Regions from separate parts of the Homo sapiens genome. Here region 1 is linked to region 2. Evidence: chromatin contacts called from ENCODE Hi-C or POLR2A ChIA-PET data. All regions are on one chromosome and are shown on one strand. Each heading gives the region's core, a stretch centred on a gene start or an enhancer-like site at or near the end of the contact. The rest is flanking DNA. Distances are from core to core; before and after follow the strand shown.

Region 1 (3,177 bases), core at 656-3,155, 2.1 Mb after region 2:
GTGGAGGATGGGAGGGAGAGCAGCAGGACAAATAGCTAATGCATGTGGGGCTTAAAACCTAGATGATGGGTTGATAGGTGCAGCAAAGCACCATGGCGTGTGTATACCTATGTAACAAACCTGCATGTTCTACACATGTATCCCAGAACTTATAATAAAAATTAAAAAAAAACAGTTATCTCTTCCTTGGAATAATTGAACAAATTGTTGATTATGCTTTATCATTTAAAATAAATGTATATTTTGTCTTAAAAAAAGTATGTAATAATATCCTCAATTTTGCCTCTTGGCCCACAAAGCCTAAAATATTTACTATTGGCCTTTTGCAGAAAAGGATTGCCAGCCCCTAGTCTAGGTCATAACTTTTCTAAAGATCAAAAATATATTCTAAATTTCATTTTCCTGTGTCGCTACCTGAAAGAAGTATTTCATCAACCAGCTTTGTAATTCAAGTCTACATCAGATACTAAATGGCTTAAATTTACAATTATCCAAGTAAGACATATCCATTTCATTGGCCTATCAAGTAGTTTATAACTCCAAAAGAAAATTTTCTTTACTTACACAAACTCTATAGTACTCACCCTATCCATATGATATTTTCACTATACATGTGACCATTCACATATAATACTCCCTGCTGTTTACCAGTTCCTAAATTCATATAATTTATGTATGGAACCAATTCTTATCCCCTTCAATCAAAGTACTAAAATTCTACTTAGAGCAAATGATATGATTTGGTCTTATTCAATTTAATTTCCCCCATTTTGTTGTTTAGAGTTCTAGCATCAGGAAGGCATCATTCTTAAGTTTTGACCTGGCTGTCAAACAACTGAGCAGATCAACTTAATTAGAGAGAACCAAGATGATGTTAATGCCTATTTACATTTTAAGATGAGAGATAAATGATCTTGCATAAAACGTTTATCATTTCTGAGAGTGAGATCTAATGTGTATCGAGAAAGTGGTTTCCAAACTACAAAGTTTCTGAAGAAGTCTCCCTAGATAGAAAGACATCTGTCTACAAGATCGAGTGGGATGCTTCTGTGTGTTTCTAGGGTGGAAAAGTCTGTGAATTTAATAATTAAAATCATGACTCTGGGCCGGGCATGGTGGCTCACACCTGTAATTCCAGCACTTTGTAAGGCTGAGGTGGGAGGATCGCTTGAACCCAGGAGTTTGAGACCAGACTCAGAAACAAAGTGACAACGGTCTCTACAAATAATTATTAAAAAAATCAACCTGGCGTGGTGGTGGGCACCTGCAGTCCCAGCTCCTCGGGAGGATCTCTTGAACCTAGGAAGTCAAGTCGGCCCTGAGCCATGATCGTGCCACTGCACCCCAACCTGGGCGACAGAGTGAGATCCTGTCTCCAAAAAAAAAAAAAAAAAGTACGACTTTGGCCTTCACCTAGCTTAGAGGGTGAGCTCAAACTGATTCCAAAAGAAGTTTTGGTTCTTGCTTCCAGTGGTAACAAGGGGGGTTGGGAAGTGATTAATTAAACATATTTCCTCCACGAAGAGGGTGGACAAGTTCCTTTTTTAGGAAGGAAAAAAGGAGGAGCGTTGGTAGTAGGGATCTTCCACAGAGGGGTAAAGTTAAGGAGGTGGAAATGAAAGGGAAGAACAAAGGGTGAGAAGCAAAATGGTAAAAGCGAAATCGAAAAAGAGAAGTGGGTGTTCCAACAGTAGAGGGGATCATTGACGCAAATTCGTCCTTTTATGTTCCCACACGGCTCAAGTTGGGGAATATAAGTCCTAAAAACAGGCGCACCCTAATCCTACCTACTTCCCACAAGAAGCCTTCACGCAGCCAAGGCCCGCCCCACATAGCACACGCGCGGATTCGTTTTCCGTTTGGTAACTGACAGGAAGCGGAAGCCGTGCGTGGGAGGCCGATTCTAGTGCGCCTGCGTGGCCGCGAATCACCAGCCAGCCTCTGGGTCTGTAGCAACCGCCCAGCGTTGAGGCGCGGCTCATGCCCCCAGTATCCCGGTCCAGCTATTCCGAGGACATCGTGGGCTCTCGGAGAAGGCGACGCAGCTCCTCGGGGAGCCCACCATCCCCGCAGAGCAGATGTTCCTCTTGGGATGGCTGTTCCCGCTCTCACTCCCGCGGCCGTGAGGGCCTCAGGCCTCCTTGGAGTGAGTTGGACGTGGGCGCTCTTTACCCCTTTAGTCGCTCTGGGTCGCGAGGGCGGCTCCCAAGATTCCGCAACTACGCCTTCGCGTCCTCCTGGTCGACCTCGTATAGTGGATATCGCTACCATCGTCACTGCTATGCAGAAGAACGGCAGTCAGCGGAAGACTACGAGAAGGAAGAGAGCCATCGGCAGAGGAGGCTGAAGGAGAGAGAGAGGATTGGGGAATTGGGAGCGCCTGAAGTGTGGGGGCCGTCTCCAAAGTTCCCTCAGCTAGATTCTGACGAACATACCCCAGTTGAGGATGAAGAAGAGGTAACGCATCAGAAAAGCAGCAGTTCAGATTCCAACTCGGAAGAACATAGGAAAAAGAAGACCAGTCGTTCAAGAAACAAGAAAAAAAGAAAGAATAAGTCGTCTAAAAGAAAGCATAGGAAATATTCTGATAGTGACAGTAACTCAGAGTCTGACACAAATTCTGACTCTGATGATGATAAAAAGAGAGTTAAAGCCAAGAAGAAAAAGAAGAAAAAGAAACACAAAACAAAGAAAAAGAAGAATAAGAAAACCAAAAAAGAATCCAGTGACTCAAGCTGTAAAGACTCAGAAGAGGACTTGTCAGAAGCTACCTGGATGGAGCAGCCAAATGTGGCAGATACTATGGATTTAATAGGGCCAGAAGCACCTATAATACATACCTCTCAAGATGAAAAACCTTTGAAGTATGGCCATGCTTTGCTTCCCGGTGAAGGTGCAGCTATGGCTGAGTATGTAAAAGCTGGAAAGCGAATCCCACGAAGAGGTGAAATTGGGTTGACAAGTGAAGAGATCGGTTCTTTTGAATGCTCAGGTTATGTCATGAGTGGTAGCAGGCATCGCAGAATGGAGGCTGTACGACTGCGTAAGGAGAACCAGATCTACAGTGCTGATGAGAAGAGAGCTCTTGCATCCTTTAACCAAGAAGAGAGACGAAAGAGAGAAAGTAAGATTTTAGCCAGTTTCCGAGAGATGGTGCACAAAAAGACAAAAGAGAAA
Region 2 (2,909 bases), core at 245-2,744:
ATCAAGCTGGGTCTCAAGAGCCTGGTGAGCAAGGGCACCCTGGTGCAGACCAAGGGCACCGGCGCGTCGGGTTCCTTCAAACTCAACAAGAAGGCGGCCTCTGGGGAAGCCAAGCCTAAGGCTAAAAAGGCAGGCGCGGCCAAGGCCAAGAAGCCAGCAGGAGCGGCGAAGAAGCCCAAGAAGGCGACGGGGGCGGCCACCCCCAAGAAGAGCGCCAAGAAGACCCCAAAGAAGGCGAAGAAGCCGGCTGCAGCTGCTGGAGCCAAAAAAGCGAAAAGCCCGAAAAAGGCGAAAGCAGCCAAGCCAAAAAAGGCGCCCAAGAGCCCAGCGAAGGCCAAAGCAGTTAAACCCAAGGCGGCTAAACCAAAGACCGCCAAGCCCAAGGCAGCCAAGCCAAAGAAGGCGGCAGCCAAGAAAAAGTAGAAAGTTCCTTTGGCCAACTGCTTAGAAGCCCAACACAACCCAAAGGCTCTTTTCAGAGCCACCCACCGCTCTCAGTAAAAGAGCTGTTGCACTATTAGGGGGCGTGGCTCGGGAAAACGCTGCTAAGCAGGGGCGGGTCTCCCGGGAACAAAGTCGGGGAGAGGAGTGGGATTTTGTGTGTCTCCGGAGCTATTTTTGACTAAGGCGTCGCGTCGCCCAAGCCGGAGTGCAGTGGCGTCATCTCGATTTTGCGTTCTCGAGTGTCGGAGTTGAACCCATTTGGGCCTCCCTTGTGCTTTGCACTTTTAGCAGGCCCTGGCCTCCAGATAGCATGGGAAAAAAAATGTTGGGATTTTCCCGGGTTTCTAAGCTGGGTTTTTCCGAGTTCCAAACACGGCACAGTGTATCAGTTTCTGTGCTGGTTACAAGCCTACTGGTTATCCCTATCGAGTATGGCAGGCAGTGAGGGACTTCAGAGGAGTACGTCTTAGGACAAGTGGCATAGTACTGACATTATTTCCGAAGGGCTACATTTCAAGTGCTTGGGGAGACTACTGCCACATAACTGAAAATTAGAAACCGACACTGCAGAAAAATACTTGGTCCTTAAATGTGGCATTTGGATGGATTAAGGACTTGCCGAAACGTAAAACTGACAGACTTGGGGGGGGGGGATGTCCCAATTAGCACGGCTTCTGTATGCAACGAGTCCCATACTTTGTTAAAGGAAGAAAGGAATGTGAGTTCTCCTAATCTGTTAAGTATCTTTCGGTGTAAGTTCTGACACCACAATGTTAAAAAAGTCGGATCTCAAAAACCAACTGCTCCAAGCGAAGTGCACAGCTGTCTTGCCTAAAGAGGCCTATTTATAGTAGCCTCGGGTAGTCTGGTCTGGGCTTTCTCATTGGGTACAAGTAAAGGAACGAAATAGCCAATGAAAAGGTAGACTTTTAAGTGTCGTTTACATTGGCATTTGTGACGACACTCTAAAATTAATCCAATCATAAACGAAATCTGATTAACCTCATTTGAATACCGCATCTATAAATGAACAGGGCCTCGGCGGGAGTGATTATTTTCTCAGGTGTTTGCAACAGTGTTCTAACTATTAACGCTACGATGCCTGAACCTACCAAGTCTGCTCCTGCCCCAAAGAAGGGCTCCAAGAAGGCGGTGACTAAGGCTCAGAAGAAGGACGGGAAGAAGCGCAAGCGCAGCCGCAAGGAGAGCTATTCAGTGTATGTGTACAAGGTGCTGAAGCAGGTCCATCCCGACACCGGCATCTCTTCCAAGGCAATGGGGATCATGAATTCCTTCGTCAACGACATCTTCGAGCGCATCGCAGGCGAGGCTTCCCGCCTGGCGCATTACAACAAGCGCTCGACCATCACCTCCAGGGAGATCCAGACGGCCGTGCGCCTGCTGCTTCCGGGGGAGCTGGCCAAGCACGCCGTGTCGGAGGGCACCAAGGCCGTCACCAAGTACACCAGTTCCAAGTAACTTTGCCAAGTAAGCATCTTTACACCTAATCCCAAAGGCTCTTTTAAGAGCCACGCATGTTTTCAATAAATGAGTTGTAATCATTTCATTCAAAAGGGGGGTTATTGGACTTAGCACCACAGTACCAATCTTTAATGTTACGTTAGTACTGCAGAGGAAATAACTTGGAAGTTACAGGGAATAACAATAGGTACTAGAAATTGAGTGCTATGGGTACGTATTAGATCGTTAGCTCATTTAGTATCACATAACACTAGCATAAACTGAAAGTATTGTAAATGTACAGCTCTTTGGTTTCCGTGTGCAGATTTCCAAGTTGATCGTGATGTTGATCCGGGACTCGGTGTGGTGACGGCCCGCCCTGAGCACGAAAGTGCACGCTCTTGACAACTTCCTTATGTTTGGAGCTTTCTCCACCACCACCCCCGCCCATTTTCTTGTAAAATTTTTACCATGCAGATATGTAATAACTGCAAGTAAAGGCTGAAGACAATGTGAGCTGAACACGGAACTATTACAAAGGTTTCTGATTTGTTTTGTAATTGGGCCAGTTTCTGTCTGAAGCTCTTAAGCGAGTGGGGCAGGGAAAGGCGGATCCTAGGCGCTGAGGTGCAGGAAAAAGAAGCAGCTTCTGAGACACCTTAAAATTCTTTTGCTAAACCGTCTTTTTCTGAAAGTCATTTAATTTATAGGTTTTTTTTTTTTTTTTTTTTTTTTTTTTTGGCAGCTTTCAGGTTAAAAGTCCTCCGGGTAACGGCAGAAACCAAATAGTCAATCATTAAGGTGCCTGACTGCACGTAGGCAATAGTTATCGCAGGACTGAAGCCCCCTTTGCAGTACAATTTATCCTTTCCTAGATGCCCCTGAGTACGGAGGACTGGAGGAGGTAGAAAGGGAAAGAAAACCTCCTTCTGGCAGGATGTAGCTTCTGCTGCACAAGGTAGGATGATGACAAAAGGTTTTCACTGCTGGGGAATGGATGATTG

What was found. A loop is a pair of places that touch in the nucleus more often than their neighbours do. ChIA-PET counts read pairs that join two places held with the same protein, here RNA polymerase II (POLR2A).
Region 1: POLR2A ChIA-PET joins it to region 2 with 12 read pairs in B cell. The contact joins the promoter of NKAPL here to the promoter of H2BC5 in region 2. A Hi-C loop is called at or near these places in 1 of 37 single-sample maps with no recorded cell type. POLR2A ChIA-PET finds 5 or more read pairs at or near these places in 1 of 52 experiments (B cell).

What each region holds. Positions count from the first base shown.
Region 1 is chr6:28,257,392-28,260,568 of GRCh38, forward strand. It overlaps NKAPL (NFKB activating protein like), which reads left to right and starts at 1,906. Exons shown (of 1, transcript NM_001007531.3): 1 at 1,906-3,177. The coding sequence starts at 1,981. It also overlaps a transcript of ZKSCAN4 not described here. RefSeq lists a silencer at 1,914-1,993.
Region 2 is chr6:26,156,628-26,159,536 of GRCh38, forward strand. It overlaps H2BC5 (H2B clustered histone 5), which reads left to right and starts at 1,495. Exons shown (of 1, transcript NM_021063.4): 1 at 1,495-1,980. The coding sequence starts at 1,543. The coding sequence ends at 1,923. H1-4 (H1.4 linker histone, cluster member) reads left to right here. Exons shown (of 1, transcript NM_005321.3): 1 at 1-488. The coding sequence ends at 423. RefSeq lists enhancers at 1-181, 126-205, 935-1,686, 1,826-1,875 and silencers at 496-545, 2,874-2,909.